Regions from separate parts of the Homo sapiens genome. Here all the other regions are linked to region 2. A link is a loop called in an ENCODE intact Hi-C map of the cell type or tissue named here. Cell type or tissue: MCF 10A. All regions are shown on one strand. Each heading gives the region's core, and the rest is flanking DNA. Links, peaks and the distances in the headings are about the cores only.

Region 1 (8,230 bases), core at 1,323-6,322, 300 kb before region 2:
ATAGCAACTGAAATATTGAAAGCACTTGCATGTATGTTATTTTAGGCAAATACTAGAAGTATTTTATAAATGCATTGTATCAGACTTTTTTCCATATATTTCTGCCATGATATTTGAACATAAATGCAGGAATATAATATTCATCCTGTTTAAATTTCATTTTATTCTTCAGACAATGTTCTGTCTATCTTAGATGCTACTTTGACAACCCGGATAAAACAAATATGCCCTGGAAATGGAAGGCTGGATCCTTACACACTTTAAAAATTATTTATTTTAGTCTCTACTAATATACACTTATTTGTCACAAAGCATGCAAAGAGTTGGTAAATAAACGCTATAACATTTTGGATTTAATCATTGTGGCATAGTGGTTAAGTGTGGTCTCTGTGTCCAAAAAGCCTGAGTTTAAATCCTAGCTCTGCTATTTAATTGTATAACTTTAGACAACTGACTTAATCATTCTCTGCCGCAAGTTCCTCATCTAGAATATGGAGTGAAAAATCTTGACTCTTTAAAGGGCTGTGAGGGTAAGTTAATTAAAATATCTAAAGTTTCTGTCACATACAGGACTCAATCAATAGTGGCCATTATTATTATTTAGGTTTAATTGAATCAGCTGATGCTCTTGTTTTCCACACTTTTGTACAACTTCATAAAAGGATATGGAAATTAAGAATAACTCATCCATTATTTTTCCCTTTCACTTGATTGATACTTATATTGAAGTATTTCATTTAATATTTTAAAACAAAATCCTCGTGTAGGCTATCAACACAAAAATATGAAATAAGTAACTATATGTTTGCTTATAAGTTTTAAAAATACATGTAATTATTACTGATATTTTAAATATTATATAAATGGATGGATGGTGAAAACAGCACCTTTCAATGAAATATACAAATAAAATTAGCAATATTTGTGTTTTGATTCATGTATGTATGCATGTATGTTACCAGCTTATTGAAGGCTTTCAATGCTGTAGGTATTGTGGCAGGTACTGTTGATTATCATTCCCTTCCCTCCTTACCAAGAGAACCTTAGAGCACCACACCATTGTGCTAAGTTAAAGGGATGGATTCAGTTTCTCAGATTGCTTATACTTGACATGGTCATGTGACCCAGTTCTGGCCAATGAGGTATGAGCAGAAGTCCATCAGCAGGACCTCTGGGGAAGTTTTGCAAAGGGAGTCTTCCAGCCATGTTCCATTTGATCTTTTGCCTTTTGTACTGTGCCCTTCTTCCTTCCTGGAGGATAGATTCTGTACCTTAGACGTGCAAAAAGCCTTTCAGCCACAGAATCAAAACCTACAAGTTGTGGAAGGCAGAGCAGGAAGACACTAGAAGTCTGTGTCTTTAATCACAGTTTTGAGGTGTCATACCAGCCCTGCAATACTTATCCTTGATATGGTTAGGCTTTGCGTTCCCACCCAAATCTCATCTTGAATTGTAATCCTCAAGTGTTGAGGGAGAGACCTGGTGGAGGGTGATTGAATCAAGGGGGCAGTTTTCCCCATGCTGTTTTCATGATAGTAAGTGAGTTCTCATGAGATCTGATGGTTTTGTAAGTGTTTGACATTTCCTCCTATATACACTCTTTCTCTCTCCTGCTGCTTTGTGAAGAAGGTGCATGCTTCCCCTTCTGCCTTGATTGTAAGTTTCCTGAGGCCTCCCCAGCCATGTGGAACTGTGAGTCAATTAAACCTCTTTCCTTTACAAATTACCCAGCCTTGGGTATTCCTTTATAGCAGTGTAAAAGTGAACTAACACAATCCTTAACAACGTTTTACCTCTTAAGCCAAACAATACCTTTGAGTTTAAGCCCTTATTTATAGGGATATCTGTTAACTACTACGAGTTCAGTCCCAAGCGAAACAAATATAAACGTGATTTATTTGTTTTTGCCAATCACTACTTTTAATCATTTTTGGTTGAATCTCTTTGTCTTATTCCTCAGCAAAATATTGGTGAGATTCTATAATTCCTTTATCACTTTTAATTATAGAAACTGAGCTAAATTTAAGCATTCAATCTTGAAATTGTTTTTCATCTCTTTTAGAAAAAAAAAAAAAAGGCAATCACCATGATCCAGAAATAAAACATCCCTAAAACTGAAAGGTGAAACAGTGTCCACATTTTCAAAAATAGAGGACCTTTTAGGACCTCTAAATATTTAGACTAAGAAAGAAAATGTCAAAGAGAATCAAGATCCATGATTTAAAGTATCTAAGATCCTTTATATGAAAATATGATTTCTACTATATAGCAAATACGTGAGTAAAAGGAGTAGACAGAACTAGCATGACAGAAGCTGAGTAATCATTAGTTAAGACTGGTTTATAGAGGATTCCTATAAATATAGACCCTTAATCTTCAGGAAATATCAAAGGATATGCAAAAATAAATGATTCCACTTTATTGTCTGTTGAAATTTTGATTTTTTCAATGAAATGTTAAATAATTGTAGCTTTTTAAAAAAGTCTTGACTATTTTCTATATAAATCCTGAAAGGTAACTTTAATAAAATCTAAACTATTTCACTGGAATTTATGGGGGAAGAAAAGCATAAGTCAAGGACTGACCACATTTAGCCATCTACAATGATAATTGATAGATAATGATCTTCAATGATAAAAATCATTATTTTGCATTGAAAAATGTATTGTATATTATTACCAAAAGATGAACGCAGTTCCATGGAAAAAAGTAGAAATTTTTAATATAGAGTATTATCTGTGTTTTGAGAACATAAATCACCCTGCACTTTCCTTCTGGCTTCTTGGCAACCTCCAATTTTAAATTCCATCAATAGGTGTAGCCCACGTAACATAAAACTCAGATGGCAGTATGTGCATCTTTCTATTTGCTTTGGCAGACTTCTCATCTCTCTTAATAAGACTTGGATAACACGTGGAAATCAATAAAATTATAGTTGGTTATGAAAGACGGCAATCCTAGCTTATTCAGGGTTTTGTATTCCACCTCCTAGGGAACAAAAATTCCACAGATTTTATGCTTCTTCGGGTGGCTCAGTGTAGTTCCTTGGACAAACAAAGGAAGGGGATTTACACATTGTTCTTGGTGGTTTTCCCAGGTGTTTATTTTCTTTCAAAAAAAAAATCGTAGCTACTTTAGACTTGCTAGGGAAATACAAGCATTTTGGGGGCAGGCTCTCAGTTTATTTTTCTAATCTCCCTATACTATTTATTTTCAGCACCTTTGCAAGTTCTTCTTTTAGGTTGTTCTTCAACCATCAGCATTTAAGCCAATGGTTTATACATATTCCCGTGGGTATACACAGATTTATTTGGGATTCTCTGAGGAGTAATTATACTTAAATCCCTTTATTTCAAGCTCAATAATGCATATCAAAATACTCACGAGTGTGATGTTATGTAGATAACCTTGAATTTGTTGTTTTTTTTCAGTAAATCATTCTCAAACTTTCACACACTAACTGTCATAGCTAACAAATTGCAACATACCCCATACCTATTTGCATCATCCAGGTGTCTTTTCCACTGAGGTGGAAAACTGCTCTTTTAAACAGCAATGGAGTTTGACCTGCCTATCCATGATGTAACAGTTTAAAAATATACACACTGAGGTTTTAAAGATTTTTTGTAGTCAGTCAACCTGATTTACTCTTTAGAAGCATGTGCTATTTTAACGAACTCACCCACTCAAGTCTGTTGAAACATGGAAGCTGATGTGTCCATCTGACTGCAGTGGCATTCATTTCCATATTGATGGCATATATTTGTTATTTTCTGAACCTAATCATAAAGCTCATAGCCTATAACATGCAGCCTGTGGTGTTGAGACTTCTTTAGCTTTGCAATGCCAGCAATTGGTTCATGATAGCAAATGGTTGTTCAATTAATGTGGAAGAATTCTTGTGATACTAGAATCACAGGGTATCTCAACTGACCAATGTTAAAAACGAGGTCTTAACGTTCTTGAATAGGGTAGGTAGTTGATAGCTTCTGACTTGATGAGTACAGAAACTCTTCTTTGAGGGTGCAAGAAAAGGAAAGGAATGTTTGTATTCACCAGGAGAAAGATTGGAAATGTCAAAGCAGTAGAGAGGATGGCATAGCAGCTCTCTAATCCAGCTTGAAATAGAATTTTATTATCAACAGAAAGGTTCAGAGCCTTAAGCCGAAGAAAAATGTTTTCATAAAAGACTTCGTGAAATTCTAAACACAAGCAGCGCTACTTGGGAAAAAAAAAAAACAAGTGCAGCTTAAAACTGGGGACAGATGGGTTACTCTCCCCACTTATACCTTGTCAGCACCTCATTAACCCCCTCAGGTCTTGAGGCTTTCCTCCCAATCTGAGAGTCTCTTTCTTTTAAAACTTGAGTTCATCTTATTTACATTTACTGACATGACAGATAGGCTTGTTCTTAGTTCTTATATGATTTGTCATTGCTGCTTTGTAAATTGTCTAATTTTTATATATGATCTGTCTCCATGTTTTGTTTTGGTTATGTTTCCCAACCAGTAGCTTGGAGAGTACATTCTCTGTTTTTAGATCCTGTAGTGTTGATGTTTACAAATTGTAACAATAATGCTTCTTATTTCTTTCATTTTTACAGAGTGTATATGAATTGTCCCTTTTAAACAGTGAATGAACTGGAACATTCGTATTTTCTCCCACTTTTCTTCTCTACTTCATCTCTTGATTTTGGTTATTATGTTCTCAATTTAAATTTTTCTTACAGATCTCTTAAAATAATACATATATATACATATACGTATGTATCTTCAAATAATACATTTAAACATTTGCTGCTTGATTTGCCTACTTTAAACAGTATCAATCAACTTCCAGTGTGAAAAATCAGAAATTTAACCTAGTTATATTTCTATCACATTTCACCTTCAAGAGTATGTTAATTATATTGTTATTTTGAAATTCTCAACATTTTTAAATATTTCTCTTGTGATCTAAATGACTCCTACATTTGCTTATTGTTAATACTACATCTGAATAGATTATTATCTATTAATGCTCAAATAGATGTATAGCCAACCCTTTCCCACAATGTCTCCATTATGTTTTAAGAACCAGGGTTAAAGGGTGCTTCCACAGATAATCTTCACCCCTAGATTTTGTCATTATAATAGTAAAGGAGTGTTGGATCCATCAGAGATAGCCCTACTGTTTGAGGACCCTGCTATATTAGGATGATTTTCACTATGAGTAAGAAGGCTGAAACCACTAGGACATGCATTATCTTGCATGTTGAAGAATGATGAGAAAAGCATTTTCAGGGTGATTATTCAGTGGAACAGAGACCTTATGAAACACTCAAATCCTCTGCATCTTTTCTGACTGCCAAAATGGGCACACTCACTTTCCCCTTAGGCTGGCTCCCTTTGCGGTCCCAGGTGCCATATTTCCAAGCCTTACATGCAGATAATGCTATTCAGAGGCCCTAAAGAGGCTTAACCTTATTTGTGTCCCTTTTTTTTTGAGATGGAGTCTCATTCTGTCACCCAGGCTGGAGTGCAGTGGTGCAATCTCGGCTCACTGCAATCTCTGCCTCCCGAGTTCAAGCAATTCTCCTGCCTCAGCTTCCTGAGTAGCTGGGACTACAGGCACACACCACCACGCCTGGCTAATTTTAGTAGAGATGGGGTTTCACCATGCTGGCCAGGCGGGCCTCAAACTCCTGACCTCAGGTGATCCACTTGCCTCAGCTTCCAAAAGTGCTGAGATTATAGGCGTGAGCCACCGTGCCTGGCCCCTGTGTCCCTTTTTAAAATGAGAAAATGTTTCCCAGAAGCACACTGTTGCATACATTTTCCAGAATTGTGTCACTTCTCATTCTCAAACCAGGACAAATCATGATCGGGGGCTACAACTAATCATAATTAGTCTCTGAAGTTTGTGACCACCTCATACTCACAAAAACCAAGGCTCTGCCGACGAAGAATAAAGCCTGAGGAGGGAATGGGCAAAAAACTAGTTTTCCATTTTCCATTAGACAAACAGCAATGTCTGCTGTTGCTGAAACATTGCCAGAATTCTACAGAATGTGCGTCTGTCCTTGGTATTGTCTCGCAAGACTTGGCAAGTTATTCTAATAATTTTGTGGTATGTGGTCATAGCCATTTCCTGTCTTCATTGAAGATGGAATTTTTTTTTCCCTTTTCCTTCTCTCTGTTCAAGAGGCAATAGTGAGAAGACACAACTTCATTCTGCTGTCTATCAAACTAGAGATCAATGGAAGGGATATTGTCCTCAAAATCATTAACTGGAAAAGCAGTGGAGGAAAACTTTAACAATGCACTAGAGGAAACAACACAAACAGAATAGTTCTTGGAAAATTAGGAATGCTTCCTTTATTAGAGATTGACCATTTATCTTCTTTACATCTTAGAGACATAAAATTTCACAAGAGTAAGGAGAGATGGAAGTGGGTCAAATGATTTCCTACATCTTTTTTTCCTTATCAAATACAGTGCTCAAAAAATTTAAGCATTCCCTTTATTGCTTTCTTTCAGTCTTTTCGAGAAAGTGGGAATCAGTTCAAGTAGCCGTGAGGATCAGACATGGAATAATTTATTTGGTGATGGGAGGGTACAAAGACAGATTTTGCCTACAACCCATAATTGGTCTTCTGTAGGGACACTCAGGTAAGTATCTCAGCAAAAGGAAGACATATAGTTTTTATAGACTTTCTGGGCCAGATGGTTGCTGATGAAAACTCACAAGCTTCTCATAGACTACTCCCATTAAACTTCACCCAGAGGAAATCCCACCAGGCCTTAAGCAAAGGGACGAGTCCCTTCTAAATAGATTAGAGGACATATATCCAAAAAGTAGGCTTTCCTGGAATGTCAGTGAGACAGAACCATTAACTCACCTGGAAAAGGGGATGAAGCCAGGGAGCTGAGTGCTCTTGCACAGCGGATCCAACCCCCATGGAGCCCAATAAGCTAAGATCCACTGGTTTGAAATTCTTGCTGCCAGCACAGCAGTCTGAAGTCAACCTGGGACTCTCGAGCTTGGTTGGGGAAGGGGTGTCCACCATTGCTGAGGCTTGAGTACGGGGTTTTCCCCTCACAGTGTAAACAAAGTGCCTGGGAAGCTCGAACTGGGCGGAGCCCGCCACAGCGCTCAAAGCCCTGGTAGCCAGACTACCTCTCTAGATTCCTCCTCTCTGGGCAGGGCATCTCTGAAAGAAAGGCAGCAGCCCCAGTCAAGGGCTTACCGATAAAACTCCCATCTCCCTGGAACAGAGCACCTGGGGAAGGGGTGGCTGTGGGCAGCTTCAGCAGACTTAAATGTTCATGCCTGCCAGCTCTGGAGAAAGCAGCTGATCTTCAAGCACAGCACTCAAGCTCTGCTAAGGGACAGACTGCCTCCTCAAATGGGTCCCAGACCCCCATGCCTCCTGATGGGGAGATGCTTCCCAGCAGGGGACAAGAGACACTACATACAGGAGAGCTCTGGCCGGCATCTGGCGGGTCCCCCTCTGCGATGAAGCTTTCAGCGGAAGAAGCGGGCAGCAATCTTTGCTGTTCTGCAGCCTCCGCTGGTGATAACCAGGCAAACAGGGTCTGGAATGGACCTCTAGCAAACTCCCACAGACCTGCAGCAGAGGGTCCTGACTGCTAGAAGGAAAAGCAATAAATAGAAAGCAATAGCAATCAATATCAACAAAAAGTACCCCCATGCAAAAACCCATCTGAAGGTTACCAACATCAAACACCAAAGGTAGATAAATCCAGAAAGATGAGGATAAACCAATGTAAAAAGGCTAAAAATTCCAAAAACGAGAATGCCTCTTCTCGAAAGGATCACAACTCCTTGCCAGCAAGAGAACAAAACTGGATGGAGAATGAGTTTGACGAATTGACAAAATTAGGCTTCAGAAGGTGGGTAATAACAAACTCCTCTAAGCTAAAGGAGCATGTTCAAACCCAATGCAAGGAAGCTAAGAACCATGATAAAAGGTTAGAGGAATTGCTAACTAGAATAACCAGTTTAGAGAAGAAGATAAATGGCCTGATGAAGCTGAAAAACACAGCATGAGAACTTGGTGAAGCATAGGCAAGTATCAATAGCTGAGTCGATCAAGCCAAAGAAAGGATATCAGAGATTGAAGATCAACTTAATGAAATAAAGTGTGAAGACAAGATTAGAGAAAAAAGAATGAAAAGGAATGAACAAAGCCTTCAAGAAATATGGGACTATGTGAAAAGACCAAACC
Region 2 (7,617 bases), core at 2,610-7,609:
TAGGAGCAGGACCATGCTTAATTAACACTGTATCTCTAAGGTCTTGACAGAGGGCCTGTTTATAGTGGATGCGGGAAAAAAGGAAGAGATGGATGGAGAAAGGGAGAAAGGAAGGAAATATTAAGTTACTGTGCCTTAAAAAGCAGGAAATTATTTTTTTTTCTTGGTGCAAAGAGACTTCACATATCCTACTTTCACTTGGTAGTCTTTCTCACATCCAAATTGGCAGAGTTTGCCTATGCATGATCATGACTGCTGGGGGCAAAAGTAGACCCCTTATGAGAAGCTGTCCAACTAAAGAGGCCAGATAAGAGAGGAACTGTTTCTGTCTTCTAAATGGTTGCCCTTCTGCTAGGAGGGTAAACAGGACAGGAAATATCATTCAAAGGACAATGTTCATCCCGTATCTCTCCCTATATAAGAGCAGTCAGGCACACCCAATTTTTCCTATATAAGTCTCTTTCACAAAGTTCTAGGAGGGAAATAAAAAGTGCAATTTATCTGACATTTAGAACTTTACAGACTTGGCTGGGATCTTTTCTCCAGAGTTATATTGATGGCCTTTGGAAAAAATAAATGTATCAAGAGGCATAAGGCATATGCAATTATTTTTACAATCTGAACTAAATAAATGTTTTAGTGGGCAAAGAAAATGTCAAACATTTACCAAAAAATAGTCCTGTCCAGAAATTTGCCATGAAAAGCTTGGAATTAAATGGAAAAATGTTAAAGATCCTTGAAATAATTAGTTGCTGATTCAATGGTTCCTGCTAGATATAAACAACAAATCACTTTTGATGGAAACAGGCTATTCTTAGAATTTAAGTAAGCAGTGCTTGGTGACTGTGTTTAACTAACTAACATTTCACCTCATGAACAACATAATGGAATTCTAAATAATTCCCTTATGCCTCTTTTTTCCATTTGTTTAAATCTAAATTCTAACTAAGATTTCATTACCGGATAATTTTGCAGTACAAAATTTTCTTCATCACATTTTCAAACCTTTATATTTTAGTTAAACATACATAAGTTTTGGTTTCATTAAATAAAAAGACAAGTGATTATTTCACTACAAATTCATTTCAGATGATTATCTTTAATTCGATGAAAGGCAATGTTTATAAAGTTGCCATTCTTTGTGCACAGGTAATTCAGTGTGAATAAATGTCAGGGAACCTCATCTCCTTGGCAACTATGCATATCATTACTCATTTACTCATTCATCAGATTTTATTGGATAACTGCTGTATGCAAGGCATTGTGCTATGTGTGCAGAGTCTACGAACTGCAGAGTTTTGATTAAATGCATGAAGATACCTGAAGTGGTATTTACCTGCACATACGAAGGACAGCCTCCAACTACAAACTGCCCACATTTTGGTTTATGTTCTAGCCTTTATCAAACAATGTGCCTTTTCTCCCCTAAAAGAATCAATTTAGCCCTTTAGGCATCTATTCCGAAATATCCATTGGTGGTCCTGTCACTCTTGAAGCTTGAGATAGGAAATGTATAGCCCAGCATTCCTATAAGCCCACCCATTCCCCCTCCCTGTCCAGATGGGTTTCATTCCTAAATCCACCAGGAAGCCTGGCTCTGCCCAGAACCTGGCTTGCTTTGCAGGCTGTGAAAACCCCAGCACGGGATGCCAGATCCCCTAAGACTAAGAGCTGAAGCCAACCAACATCCTGGGAAACAAAAAGACCTGCCTGTCCAGCGTAATAAAGCCAAGAAGTGTACAGCTGGGAGAGATCCTGCACATCATCTAGCTCAGTGTCCTCTTTTTACAGATGATGAAAATGAGACCCAGGGAGATAGGGGATTTGCACACAGAAATCCATGGTAACCAGGAGCTAAGATCTAAACACAGCTTTGTATCAACGACTGGTTCAGACACACTGCTCCACCCCGTGCCAAAATAATTTTTATCGTGCATTAGGTCCAAACAGGGCTGCCGGTTGGGGCAGGGAGTACTGGTGCTTATTATCGGTACCACACCAGCTGTGCCATCCAGTAGGCATAACAAATACATACCATGATATGTCTGGGAATCAGAGCCCATTAAGTACCAGGCTGTAAAATAATTCTGATAGGAACTACTGAAATAAGGAACCACTTGAATTCTGTCTACCAACACCTTCTCCAGAGTTTCGAGTCTGTGTACCATCCCCAACAGAAAACACGGCGGCAAAGTCCTGATTCTGCTGCCCTTGGAACGGCTGAGAAAGAGCCTGACTCCAGGGGGAAACAAAATCAGCCCTTCTCACTGCAGCAGTCGGAGCATCTGGCACCGACCATGAGAGGCGCTCGCTCGTGCGAGACTTCTCGCTTGCCTTTGTGCTGGGACTGCCTCTGGCGACCCTGTCAGTCTGGTTCCTTCCTCTTGCTCTCTGAACCCCCGCGTCCCTCGGGGGCTCCAGCGGTTCAAGCCCAGCGGTTCTGTGGGAAGCTCACAGAAACACCTCCACGAGGCCACTCCCCGCTGGGCGCGGCTCCACCTCGGGGCCTCCCCGCCTAACAGCAAACCTGCTTGTTGGCACTTGCGCGTTCCTCCTCGCCAGTTTCACCCGGATTTGGCTCGGTCCGCCAGCAACCCAGCTCCTTGCTAAATTCCCAGCCCTAAGCGCAGGGGCCTTTACCCAGCCTTCCCAGTGGGTCCTGCTTTTCCATAGCCGACACCCTTCTTGGAAACAAACTCGCTAGACACCGCTGGTTAGGGCGGCGGGTGCCTATGTCCCAGCCCAAGACCTCAGATGGTGCCCCCCTGCCACTCCCCGGCCTTTGACCTGGCCTAAACCCCTAACTCAGCCGGGGGGCCGGATGCCTTCCCACCGGGAGGGTACCTAGCCCTCCCTACCACCGCGCGCCAGGTAGGTGGGTGGGCGCATGGGAAAGCAATAACCCGGCCTTGAACCTCAGACCCATGAATATAACCCACCGCGGCGCCAATAATTCAAGTAGACTGGAAGGTCAAAGGCGAATAGTGTTGCCCGCGGCCTTGGAGGCAAGCCGAGTGGGGGATGCAATAGAGGTCAGGAGGGGCTGGTGTGGTGAAGGGGAAACGGACGTGATCACTGGGATGGAGTGGGGGAAAAAGGGAAAAGCTCGGTACAGGTGGGCACCGAGGCACCGCGGGCGGCCGGCAGCGCGAAGAGGAGGTTCAGCTGCTGCCCGGCCCCTGCGCCACCAGCGCATTCCTGGGTGTAGGCGTCACGGGCGCCGCGGCTGCCTGCGCTCAGTTTCTTTCCCTCAACAGCGGCAATTGCACGTAACCGCGTCGCCTCTGGGATTTTCTCCCGCCTCCCATCACCCCCGCGGCGCTCCCCGCCTCCCCGCCAACCAGCAGGTTAGATCTAGGAGGGGCGCCCGCCTTGAGCCGGGTGGTTCCGCCGAGGCGCACGCAGCGCCCATGCAACACCCCACAGTATCGGGCCACCTCGGCCGACCCAAGGCGACTTGACCACGACTCCGCGGGCGGACTGCGCCTGGCCACTAGTGGCTCCAACCGCGGGGTCACCCTGCGGGCACACAGCGCTCTCCTCTCCCCACTGCTATCTCCTCGTCCACGCTGTCGTCTGCCGCCCCCACCCAGAAGGGATACAATTTTCGCCCAACAGGGACCGTGGGAATCCCTTGGGAGGGGCGCAGACGGCTTGTAGCGCGCGGTTTCCCGAGACCCGCCGCGCATCCCCCAGCGACTGGAAACCCGCCCCAAGCGCCACGCGGTCCTCCCACTCTTACCCGAAGTGTCCCACAGGCTCAACTCTATTCTTTGTGTGTCGATTTCAAAACTGGCCGTGTAATTCTCAAACACTGTAGGAACGTAATTCTGGATAGACAAAATGGGCAAAAGAGGAAGGAAAGAGGGCAAAGAGGTTACGTTTAAACGCACGACACCCATTGAACACCCTTCCCCTCCCCGCTCCCCAGTTAAGAAAGAAAACCTTCACACATCAGACCACACACTAAGCACATGGACCCTTTCCGAAACCCCTGTCCTACTCCCCACTCACCCCACCCGGCTCTCACAGATCTGCTGACCCGAATCTCCCAACCCCAGGTTATGCACACAGGAACGAACAAGTTTCAGGAGCTAACCAGCCCATGTGCAGGCGCGTCCCAACCCTAAAAGCTTCCAGCGCACTTTCCCTTTCCCCGCAGTCTAATCAGGGGAAAGTAGTAAGGACCGAGAAAGACTTTTTTTTTTCTTTTTTTTTTTTTTTAAGGGAAAACGGATGAAAGCGGGGAGGCCCACCTCGGGACTGGGATCCCACTGGCCGACCCCCTCGTGGAAGCCGCGGCCGGCCACACTCACCTCGGGGAAGCAGTCCTTGGCGAAGACATGGAGCAGCGCAGTTTTTCCACACTGACTGTCTCCCACCACAACTATCTTGCATTTCACGTTCTGATTAGGATCCATGATAGATTTGCTGGATAATTTCTGGCTGGCTCTTCTCTCCTTCATTGATGTTGCCTTATTTTCTCTTGGAACAGGAATTTTCTCTTAAGAAGAAAAAAAAAAATATATATATATATATATATTTCTCTCTTTATAAAAAGCAGATATAAAAATAAATCACAAGGCTGATGGGCAACCTCTGAAACGCGGCGCAGACGAGGAGGAGAGCGAGAGGAGCAGGCTGGTTACTCCCCTCCAACAAGTTTTAAGCCTGACTCCTCACCGCGCCTCCCAAGTCCAATTCCGAGCCGACTGCTTTGTTTCACGCTCTCTGCGCGGCTTTATACGCCCGGCCTTCCAATCCTCTTCTTTCTCAATGAGAGGAGGAAACTGATCTGCCTCCTCCCCTTTTATGGAGCCTGGGAGCGAGCGCTGTTGGCGTTGCATGCCGAAAATGTAAGCAGTGCGCCCTCTAGGGTGCCCATTCGGGATCTATTTTAGACCAAGGCTCTTAGACAACATGAAGATCCCAAAGATGCTTTGCTGACAAGTCCACAGGGCAAGGTGGGAAACTGGTATCTGTGCATACTGATTTGAACTACAATCCCTTTAAATATAGTTTAATAGGGGCTTATCTGTAGAAGCCTCATGAGCATTTATGAAAACAAAAACATTTCCCACCCAAGTTAAAGGACAGTGATAAAACATAGGAAGCAAATCTTGGGTGGAGAATAGTTGAGTGGTTCTATTTTTTTTTTTAATGGTTTGTATCAGGTACATAGGCCATGGACCAATAGATCAGCCTCTTTATTCCAGATGCAAGAACAGGCTTGCCTGGGTCACGGTAGTAGACTGGCTTCTGAAACCTGTCAGTTTCAGTCGTACAAGTGGAGGCAGAAAGGTTTCGAGGGGTGGGTACAGGAGGTGGGAGGGGAGAAGAAAGAGAAGTGGAAGATGCCCATGACTGAGTGACAAAGGCCATTGGAAACTCAACCCTACTGCGCTAGGGACCCAAACACTTGTCAGCTTAGTTGCACCTCCCCACATTTGCAGTGAGGGGACTGGTGGGGGGGCAGATTTTGATACTATTAATTCTTTATCTATAGCCTCCATCTTCCCGGAATCAAAGCACCCTAGACTGGACTCAGAAGGCACAAACATCTTTAGCTGAAAAATGCAGATACAACCCTCCACCCTCTCTTCTGTCCTCCTCCACATCCATCTCCCTAGCCCTCCAACTCTTCCCCGCAAGCAAAAATCTTAGAAAGGACCAGAATAGCCCGCACATTTGTTCTTTTTCTATGAGAAGTCTTTCTTTTTCTCATCTTCAGCTCCTGCACCCTAAATGCTCAGGAGGTTTCAATTGTTACAATGTAGTAGCACACTGGCCAAAACCAGCTTATATGGTCCCCTGTGGAGACTCCTAGGCTTGTAAATGAGAAGATAAGGTGAAAACAAACAAATCAGAAAGTTTAACATGGGAAGTGAAAAGGCACAATGAAGAGTTGTCAAAAGCACTGATGTAAGTAGTGGACTGGTAGGGCCCCTGAAGCCTAGGGGATCCAGGAATGATGTCCTATTTGGGGCTGAGAAAATTGGAGCCCCCTCAAAGATCATTGACTCAGACTCCATCGGTGGGTCTGTGTTTACACAAGGGGAGGGTTGACCCACAGAGAAGCGGGTTGCTGGCCCTGCTAGGGTTCCTAGAGCAGCCTTTGCCAATGTTTGTTCTTCTGAGCTTTAGTTCCCTCCTGACACAAAGGGTGCCATGGCCCAATTAGTGAGGGCGACACTGTACCCACATCACTCACTGAAGATTCGCCAAGCACACTAATGTTACAAACATTTAAAAATCCCAGAGAAAAGCAGACTATTTAACATAGTTTAACCTAGCATTTCCCAAAACTACTTAACACAGGAAACATTAATCAAATTATTCACGTTTGTTTACTTGTTTAAAGAGCAATGGGCATAGTAGTTGGGGCAGGAGATCACAAAGAGGTGTATTTGGGTCCCCAACTTCACATTTTCTGTATGACTTTGGATGGATTATTTAGCCTCTCTGAGCCTCAATTTCATCATCTGTAAAATAGGAGTCATAATGGTAATTATGAGGAAATGCAAGTGACGTTTGCAGAATGGTTTCTGGCACAATAAAGAGTCCTTGACCTGTGTTATAGTTTGCATGTAAAATCTTATTTGCACTTTTCAGAACTGTTGAATGTGTCTTGAGAAATTCTGGCTTCATTGGTGGACTCACTAATTGGAGCTGTGTCCATCCTATCTTTTGTCTTATTTTTAACTTAATGAAATTACCCCTTTCCAGAGATATGATTTGACCTCCCATATTTCAGAATTGATGTAGTTTATATGGTTAAATCACTTTAACAGAAATAATTAAGAATGTTTATGAATTGGCTGATCAATGAATAGGGTAACCACATAATTTATCATCTAAGCTGGGATTTGAGAGCAAAAGGGGCACTACCAATGATTGTGGCTGGACAACAGAGGTAAACAGGGTCTATCCCAGGCAAAACAAGATGCATAATCACTTCACCATAGAATCATCTGGAATCATAGTGGATGACTATTTTTGGAAATCAGGTGACCTGAATTTCCAGGAATCTGCCAGTTGCTGAGCAAAATTTAATGGATGTATAACAGAGTAGAAAAACCAACTGCCTGAAGTCACCAGGATTTGAATCCCTCTAGGGTAAACATTCTTCCTTTTCCTTTTTAAAATCTCTAGTGTTCAGTGTGAAGTGGATACTTAATATATTTTAAAATTCATCTAACATTTAGTTTAACAATTACTTACTCAGCATCTGCTGTAAACCAGGCACTGTTCTAGGAACTGCAGATAGAGCAGTAAACAAGACAGATCTGTTTGCTACTCTCAAAAAGCATACATTCCAGGCAGGAGATAGACAGTAAATAAAGAAGTAAGATCACCCCATGTTTTTCTTCATAGAAAACATGGCACGGCATTATTAAAGCATAGTAAGGTAGGGATCAGACCCATGGTCCAGCAGAAGGATGCTCACAGACAGTGGAAAGGTTACAGGCTGGAGGGAAAGGGCTTGGTAGGTTTGAGGAATAGAAGAAAGGCCAGAATGACTAGGGCCTGCTGAAGGAGGGAGAGTGTAGGTCGGGGAGCAAAAGGAAGCAGGCAGGGGCTGAATAATTGGCTGTAGAATTTGGATTTCATTCTCAG
Region 3 (8,230 bases), core at 1,323-6,322, 99 kb after region 2:
AATAACAGATGCTGGAAAGGTAGTGGAGAAAATGGAACACTTATACACAGTTGGTGGGAGTGTAAATTGGTTCAACCATTGTGGAAAACAGTATGGTGATTCCTCAAAGAGATAGAAGCAGAACTGCCATTCAACCTAGCAATCCCATTACTTGATATGTGCCCAGAGGAATATAAATTGTTCTACCATAAAGACACATGCATGTGAATGTTCACTGCAGCACTATTCATGATAGCAAAGATATGGAATCCACCTAAATGCCCATCAATGACAGATTGGATTAAAAAATGTGGCACATATACACCATGGAATATTATGCACCCATAAAAGAGAACGAGATCATATCTTTTGCTGGAACATGAATGGAGCTGGAGGCTATTATCCTTAGCAAACTAACACAAGAACACAAAACCAAAACTGCATGTTCTCACTTATAAGTGGGAGCTAAATGATAAGAACTCATGGACACAAAAAAGGAAACAACAGACACTCAGATCTACTTGAGAGGGGAGGGTGGAGGAGGGGGAGCAGCAGAAAAGATACTATTGGGTACTAGGCTTAACACCTGAGTGATGAAATAATCTGTATAAAAAACCCCCAGGACATATGTTGACCTATGTAACACACCTTTATATGCACCCTCAAACCTAAAATAAAAGTTAAAAAAAGGAATTTACTATAGTTAAATTATATAGCATGTTTCACACAACCTTCATCTTCATCTCCTTGCTTCTAATTTTTTTTTTTTTTTTTTTTTGAGACGGAGTCTTGCTCTGTCGCCCAGGCTGGAGTGCAGTGGTGCAATCTCAGCTCACTGCAAGCTCCACCCCTGGGTTCATGCCATTCTTCTGCCTCAGCCTCCCAAGTAGCTGGGACTACAGGCACATGCAGCCATGCCCGACTAATTTTTTTTTTTTTTTTTGTATTTTCAGTAGAGACGGGGGTTTCACCGTGTTAGCCAGGATGGTGTCGATCTCCTGACCTCATGATCTGCCTGCCTTGGCCTCCCAAAGTGCTGGGATTACAGGCGTGAGCCACTGCACCCAGCCTACTTCTGATATAATTTTGTGAGGAGTTGGGGAGGCATTATTTTCACATTTGACAAATGAGAAGTGTGAATTGACAAACGCTGAAGTGGGTGGGGAGAGCCTGGAGAATTGGGTGGCCTCAATCCTCACCTGGGCCTTTCCCCATGAATCATGAACCGCTGCCTTCAGTTCTCACATCAACTGCCTAGGGAAATATGACTATGTTCATTCCGCCTCTATGAGAAACTGTTCAGGAGGCACAAGGCAAGTGACTCCCTTCACAAGTGAGGGACTCTTCAATAAGAAAAGATATATATGATAAAAGTCACATCTCATTTAAGTATTCATGGATGCTTTGCATGTTCAAGGAGGTTTTCCAGGCACTGGGAATGGAGTAAAGAGTAAACAGGTGCAATTTCAGGCCTGAAAGAAATCAGAAGCTTGTAGGAAAATAGGCAATGAATTCAAAATTATACCAATAATCACATAATGAAAAGTATTTGGGGATTCTTTCAAAGACAGGCACAGATTTTATGAGGCCCAGATTTTACGAGTAAGTATCTGAAATCAAATCTACGTCACCAGGGGAAAACTCCTTGAAGATATGATATTTAATTTGAAACCTGAAGGCCAGCAAGTTGGAATAGGGCATTTTAGACAGCACATGTAAAAGCTCTGCAAGAAAGAAAGTGGCACTTTGAAAATGCTGGAGGAAGATCAGTATGTTGACAGCATGGTCAACAGGGGTGTAGGTCATGCCTACCTTCAGAGCTAGTCCCAGGCCAGTTCATAGAGCCTTGTGGGTTTGCTAAAAATTTTGGATATTTCCAAAGTGAAATGGGAAGGTACTAAACAGTTTTATGTAGAGGATTAATATGCTCTAACTTCTCATAGTAAACAGTCACTTTAGCTGCTCATTATAGAGAAGGATAAAAGTTGAAAGAAGAATTAGGGAGCTCAAACTAGAAATGTAATAGATAACTGGTTGATATGGTTTGGGTCTGTGTCCCCATCCAAATCTCACCTTGAATTGTAATAATCCCCAGGTGTCAAGGGCTGGACCAGGTGGAGATAATTGAACCATGGGGGTGGTTCCCCCATACTGCTCTCGTGATAGTGAGTGAGTTCTCACGAGATCTGATGGTTTTGTAAGGGGCTTTCCCGTTTGCTGGGCACTCATTCTCTCTCCTGCCACCCTGTGAAGAGGTGTCTTCTGCTATGATTATAAGTTTCTTGAGACCTCCCCAGCCATGTGGAACTGAGACAATTAGACAACTTTTTTCTTTATAAATCACCCAGTCTTGGGCAGTTATTTATAGCAGCGTGAGAAGAGACCAACATACTGGTAGATTCTTTCTTCTTTTTCCTGGATGACTTAATCTTATTTTGCTAACTTTCATAATCTGAGATCTCAGATACCTTGCCACATAAATAGCTATTTTATTCTTTATCTGAAGTTGATTTCTTATTAATGTTATTACTCTAGAAAGTGTAAGCACCTTCCTTATATATGTGATTTATGCAGAGACATTTTGGTTATTAGAGATGATATTAGGAAAATATCCATTTTCCAGGATTTTTGGTTAACAAATGCAATGTAGGACTCACATTTTTGTAGGGTTCACAATTACCTCCACCACATTTCTCAAGAGACTCTCTGGTAACTTTCATTCCAGATCAGTGACAAAGATGACAGAAATTTTTGCTATTGTAGCTCATTTACACACAAGATGAAACAAGCGGGACAGATGTTCCTAAAAAGAATGAAGTGCAATTTAAGAAAATAACTCTCTTTGAACTTTGAAAATGACATGGAGGAAATTTGGATTCTGATTTCAAGAGGTAGAATTTGTGAAGAGTAATGATTTTACAACATCCCACCCCACTCCCTTCTTCCTGGTTGAACTGATGGATGCTCCAACCTACAGCATTTGTACTGATTCTACATTGATCTTTTTCTGCATTGGGCCTGACTTAAGGGAATCTGACAGCACTGGGCCAAAAAACCAGTAACATTTATTAGGCCCTTGGTTACTGAACAAGCACAGAGACAAAGAAAAACTTAACTGAAGATTGTGTTTATACATTTGACACGTGTCAGGTAAGATATTTGGTTCACATGCAATAAAAATGAAATGTAGATTTCTCTGGAACTCGTGACTTACAGGACTTACTCAAATGGGCATTAAAAAGGTGCAACATGACTGCTTTTCTCTATAAAGGAAGGATATTTAAATTGAGACAGTGGAGAAATGCACATTATACAGGTACATCTTCCGTCTAGAAAAGAATTCTTGCCTTTTTTCTTTTATTGGCACAGACAGAGAAGAGAAGAGAAGCGGTGTGTCCATTTGTTTGCTTTCCAAATGTTTAAATGTCACTCAAGAGAAAGTTTTTCCCATATTTCTATGAGACTCGTCTTATCACCAGAATTCAAGTCTACAATCTCTTATACACAATTCCAAAATTGAAAATTCTGAAACTGTAAATGTTTTTGCAATTTTGGCTCCAAAGCTCTTTGAGTGGCAAAATCTGCCTTAATCTGATGTGAGGCTATTTATAGACTTTATTCTACTAAGAATATTTATTTCACTGTATAAATTTTAATATATTTATTGTGTGGTGCACCCTCAGGCCTGTATATGCAGAATATTTAGAATATACACTGTATTTCCTTTCTAACATCTAAAATATTTTGAATTTTCATCTAAGAGTTTTGGATAAAGGAATGTGAACCTATGCCACAGAGAAAAGAAAATTCAGTTCATTGAGCCTGATTACCTCCAAGCTCCTATCACTGTGGGCAAGGGTTGAAAGACTTGTCATATTGGGAAATGAAGTCCTTGTCCAAATGACCCGATGAATCACTTCCTTCCTTTTTGGCCAGTCTGGTCTGTTCATGGGTCACCGAAGACAAGAGTCAAAGAATCACTGTGTTTTAGAACAGACGTGCTGATCTAAATTTTAGATTCTAAAATATGCTCTGTTGACTAAGCTGCATTGCCTGGTAACAAAGACAATCACAATGAGGATTCATTCATTCCATAAATATTTACTGAGCACCTATTATGAAATGTCAAACATGTTGTAACAGAAAAAGAACCTAGATACAACTCAGGAGCCCTGGGTTCAAATTGGTTTAGCCATCTAACTCCTGTATAAAGTTTGGCAAGTCATTTAACTTCTCTTTCTCTCTAGATATTTATGATAATTAAATTTAATAATATACTCAAAAGATTTGTACATTTTATTGAGCTTCTGTGCTAAATGCCTTATATGTACCATATAAAGAATTATTATGTGCAGAGAATAAGATTGGTGGGCATACTAGGATGGGTAAAACACCCACTCTCAAAGAGCAAACTGATAGAGGAGTAACATATGCACCTACAGAACTATGCCAGGCTTTTATTTTTTTTTTTAATCACTGATAGGCAGCACCAAAATAATTTTGGAAGATAAGCTGCTCTAAGTCCTTGCAAGAAAAATATGGACGGGGGAAGGGAGAAAGAAGCATCTGAAAGGAATTTCATCTAAAACAGCTGCCTTGCTAAGTCCCTGTTTCAAATTGCCTGTTAGCTGATCTGACTTAAGACTTTTTTTTGTAATCAAGAAACAAAATCTGTGGGGTTTGCTAGTTCAATTCATTTGCACATTTCTCACAGCTACATATGGCAGGACTGGAATGATCAAATTTCCTTCAGCTTTATCATAAATCAGAGAGATTCCAATGTGTCCTTCACAGCTTTAAGTTTTCAAAACCATCACGACTAATGAAATATTTATTCTGAGACCTACAGCCACTTGCATGGAGTCACGTTCCTTAGAGGAGAGACTTTGACAAAAAGCCCATCAAAAAAGCAGCTGGGGGCCCCCGACCCTGGCCGCACTACCATTCTCCACTTTTGGCCTTTGCATCTGCCACCTTCAGGTTACCAAATGGCATCTCTCATAAACTGTAAGCACAGGCATTTTGCTCAACCCGACAGCTTTCAGTTGGAAACTAATCAAACTTTAAGGATTCGACTTAAGAGCAGGAAAAGGCTTTCTCAAGGTTTTATTACTTTGTAAAATGTATTAGGTTACAAATCAAGTTAATTTTAAAAGAGAACCTAGTTATTTTTTACTAGATGGTTTAAAAGTTTTCACTGTTATATAAAGCCAAACAACCAAAATCAGATAAATTTCCCTACAAATTGGCTGTTGGCCAAGTGTTTGCAGAAAAACTAGGATGAACCCATTTGCTGCAACAGCAACAATGACGCAAATGATGAAGAGGCTGGGCTGACACAGAAATGTAGTCCTTCCTCGTTGAGATTGTTGACCGAACATAGAAAAGCATTTACAAACAACCTAGGGAGATTTCTACCATGCTCCTTTGCAATGTTTCTTTGCTATTCTTCCCATCAAGAAGTGAAATCCATTTCTCCTTCTCTTATCTGATCTGTCTATATGGCCAGCTTTCACCAACAGAATGGGACAAGAGTGGCAGTGCCAGTTCTGGCCAGGTTTTAAGGGTTCTTACAACTTTTGCTTTTGCTCTCTTGCAACACCGACTGAGACTGCCATGTAAAGGGAGCTGGCCCAGCCCCCCTGAGGACAAGAGCCCATTGCAAAGAGAGCCTATGTGCCCCAGCCAGCAAGACGAGTGAAGCCATCTTGTTCCTTCTGGCCAGGATAACATTCTAGCTAAATGCAACCATACAGGTAAGCCCAGGTGAAACCAGCAGAAAAGTCAGCCAATCACCTCACAACATTATGAGAAATAAATTATTGTGGTTTATGCTTCTATGTTTTAGGGACACCTGCATTCTGGTTTTGACCTTGCCACGAATTAGTTGTTGACAAGGTATTTGATTCTATGTACTTTATCTCACATCTCAAAGGTGGAAACGTGAACTACATAAAAACTAATGTCCCTTCTTGTTTCTGTGTTATGGAAACTTGCCCCAAATCTGCAAACTTCAATCCATCCTTGATAGCAGAAAGCTGTAAAGGTTCACTAAGAATAACCAGGTTGGGAGCAGTGGCTCACGCTTGTAATCCCAGCATTTTGGGAGGCTGAGGTGGGTGGATCACGAGGTTAGGAGTTCAAGACTAGCCTGGCCAAGATGGTGAAACCCCATCTCCACTAAAAAAAAATAAAAATAAAAAAAATTAGCTGGGCATGGTGGCAGGCACCTGTAATCCCAGCTACTCTGGAACTCCAGAGGCTGAGGGAGGAGAATCGCTTGAACCCAGGCGGCAGAGGTTGCAGTGTGCTGAGATCGCACCACTGCACTCCAGCTTGGGTGGCAGAGTGAGAATCCGTCTCAAAAAAAATAAAAGAGAGAGAGAGAATAACCAGCAAGAAAAATCTTAGATAATGGTGGCTCCTGTTGTGGTGGGATAACAAGCATCTCAAAAAACATGCTGGCAAACACATAAAGTAATTGTTACATGCATCATTGAAATGTAAATTAGAAATTCGTGCTTTTGGGAAAAGTAAAGGGCTTGGGTAGATAAAGTATAGAAGAAATAGATTCTGTTTGAACAAGAATTGTTCTGCTTTGTTTTCTATCATTGTGGTTGAAGAGCATTTTGCAAATGAGTGTGGGTAGTTGGCTGTTACCATGGGTCAGGTGCATACAGTACGCACAAGTCAACTGTCAGGAGCCAAAATGAGTCCATCTGCTCCCTTTAAAAATCTTATCCAGTTATTCATTCCTGCTTTTTTATGCACCAACAACATTATCTCTTGCATATACTCTGCATAATTGGTGATTTCTGATTGCCTGCTGAAATTCTATCTTGATGCTGGTCGTAATCATTGCCTGATGGGAACATTTCATTCTTCAGCATGTGTAGTCATAATTATTTTAGATTCCTATGTAAAGTTAATCCACCCTGAAGGGGAATCCCTGGATGTCACCACAGAGGTAACATCTAACATTTCTGCTATTTTACTTTGTCTGATCTTTGTTGAATAAGTAATCATCTTCTGTTTACAAAACTAGCCTAGTAAAATTGAAAGTATTATGTGAAGCATAATGTGTGTCTTTGGCAGATAAATACACCTAGTTATTGATATGTGCTGAATATCGTTATTAAAAAAATAGAGTTACACTGAATGAATGAAATATGCACTGGGTAATGTATTTCATTCTTTCTTAAATTGCCTAGAAAGGCTAAGTTAAACAAGGAAGTATTAGCAGTTGCCTTCCTTGGTACTTTCCTCAGATTTTTCTTACCTGCCGTGACTGTTACCAAGTAATGCTGAATGGAAAATCTGTGACACTTTCTATAATAAGACAATTTTGACACCAACATAACATATAAACTCAAAGATATTTCTAGTCTCAAATACCTGCTGCTATGGCAACTTCCAAAGAACTCACTTTTCAAAATATTTGGATATACTGAGAGCATGTTAAAAATTTATTGACTTTTCCAAAACTCTCTGATTTGAATTAAGACCTATTTTTATCTACCTGTTAAAAATTATTTCTGTTCATTATAATTTTTGTCAACTAGTTTTAGAGGTTAAACCCTAGGAGATAAGAAACCAAATAGATCAGGATTTCAAGAAGTAAAACATGAAATGATTGAAAATTACAGGTATATTGATGTATGTATGATGTTTGTATGTATTCTGATGCAATTAAGGCCAGCGTTGTTTGGTGTTCTCTGTTGGAAGTCATGCCCAATGGATGTAAACTGTAGGATACTATATTACGGTTTTTGGGTTTTTTTTTTTTTTTTTTGAAGATTAAATATTGATCCTGTGGCTTTCTCTCAGCAAATATAGGCCAGTTTTGGGAAGTAACAACAGGTGTAGAAATTACAAGGGAATACTCTGTTCACATCTGCACATCATCACGTTTGAATGGTGTTGGGCAGTATTAATTGCTGGAACGAACGGTCTGTTTTGCTGCAGTTCAAATGTTCATCTTTGTTGAATAAAACTTGGTCTTCAAGGAAAGCCTGGCCTCTCAGGACATTTATATTTCCATTATACTAATTGGAGGTCAGTATAAACCTGACAACAAAATGAAAAGTGCAAAATCCACAAGTGAGCTCAAACTCACAGGGCAGATTCTGGGCTCAGCTACCCCATTCTTCATTCTATATATCTGGCTAAAACTCTTAGAGCCAGAGCTTTGTGAAACAAATAAATTGAAAGTCTGAAGTGACCTACAACATCATCTATTCCAATCCTTTCA

Evidence for each region. A loop is a pair of places that touch in the nucleus more often than their neighbours do. Peaks named below come from ENCODE experiments on the same cell type or tissue, not always from the same donor. Only the 100,000 strongest peaks of a DNase experiment are listed, where the experiment ranks them.
Region 1: it touches region 2 in a loop (7-fold over the local background); 7 of 110 quality-filtered maps call a loop at or near these places.
Region 3: a loop joins it to region 2, with 3 times the contacts of the local background. A loop is called at or near these places in 3 of 110 quality-filtered maps.

Annotation. Positions count from the first base shown.
Region 1 is chr2:150,185,460-150,193,689 of GRCh38, forward strand. All of the region lies in intron 1 of LINC01818 (long intergenic non-protein coding RNA 1818), which reads left to right. Among named protein-coding and RNA genes, the nearest start is that of LINC01818, 20 kb to the left of the region's middle. In MCF 10A, for the core only: no CTCF peak of the experiment used is centred there; a DNase peak (open chromatin) is centred at 6,062.
Region 2 is chr2:150,482,952-150,490,568 of GRCh38, forward strand. It overlaps RND3 (Rho family GTPase 3), which reads right to left and starts at 4,716. Exons shown (of 6, transcript NM_005168.5): 1 at 4,598-4,716; 2 at 4,317-4,504; 3 at 3,743-3,830. The coding sequence starts at 4,466. In MCF 10A, for the core only: a CTCF peak has its summit at 4,844; DNase peaks (open chromatin) are centred at 3,290, 3,680, 4,030 and 4,770.
Region 3 is chr2:150,583,072-150,591,301 of GRCh38, forward strand. No RefSeq gene overlaps it. Among named protein-coding and RNA genes, the nearest start is that of LINC01920, 15 kb to the left of the region's middle. RefSeq lists an enhancer at 3,724-4,018. In MCF 10A, for the core only: no CTCF peak of the experiment used is centred there; a DNase peak (open chromatin) is centred at 3,920.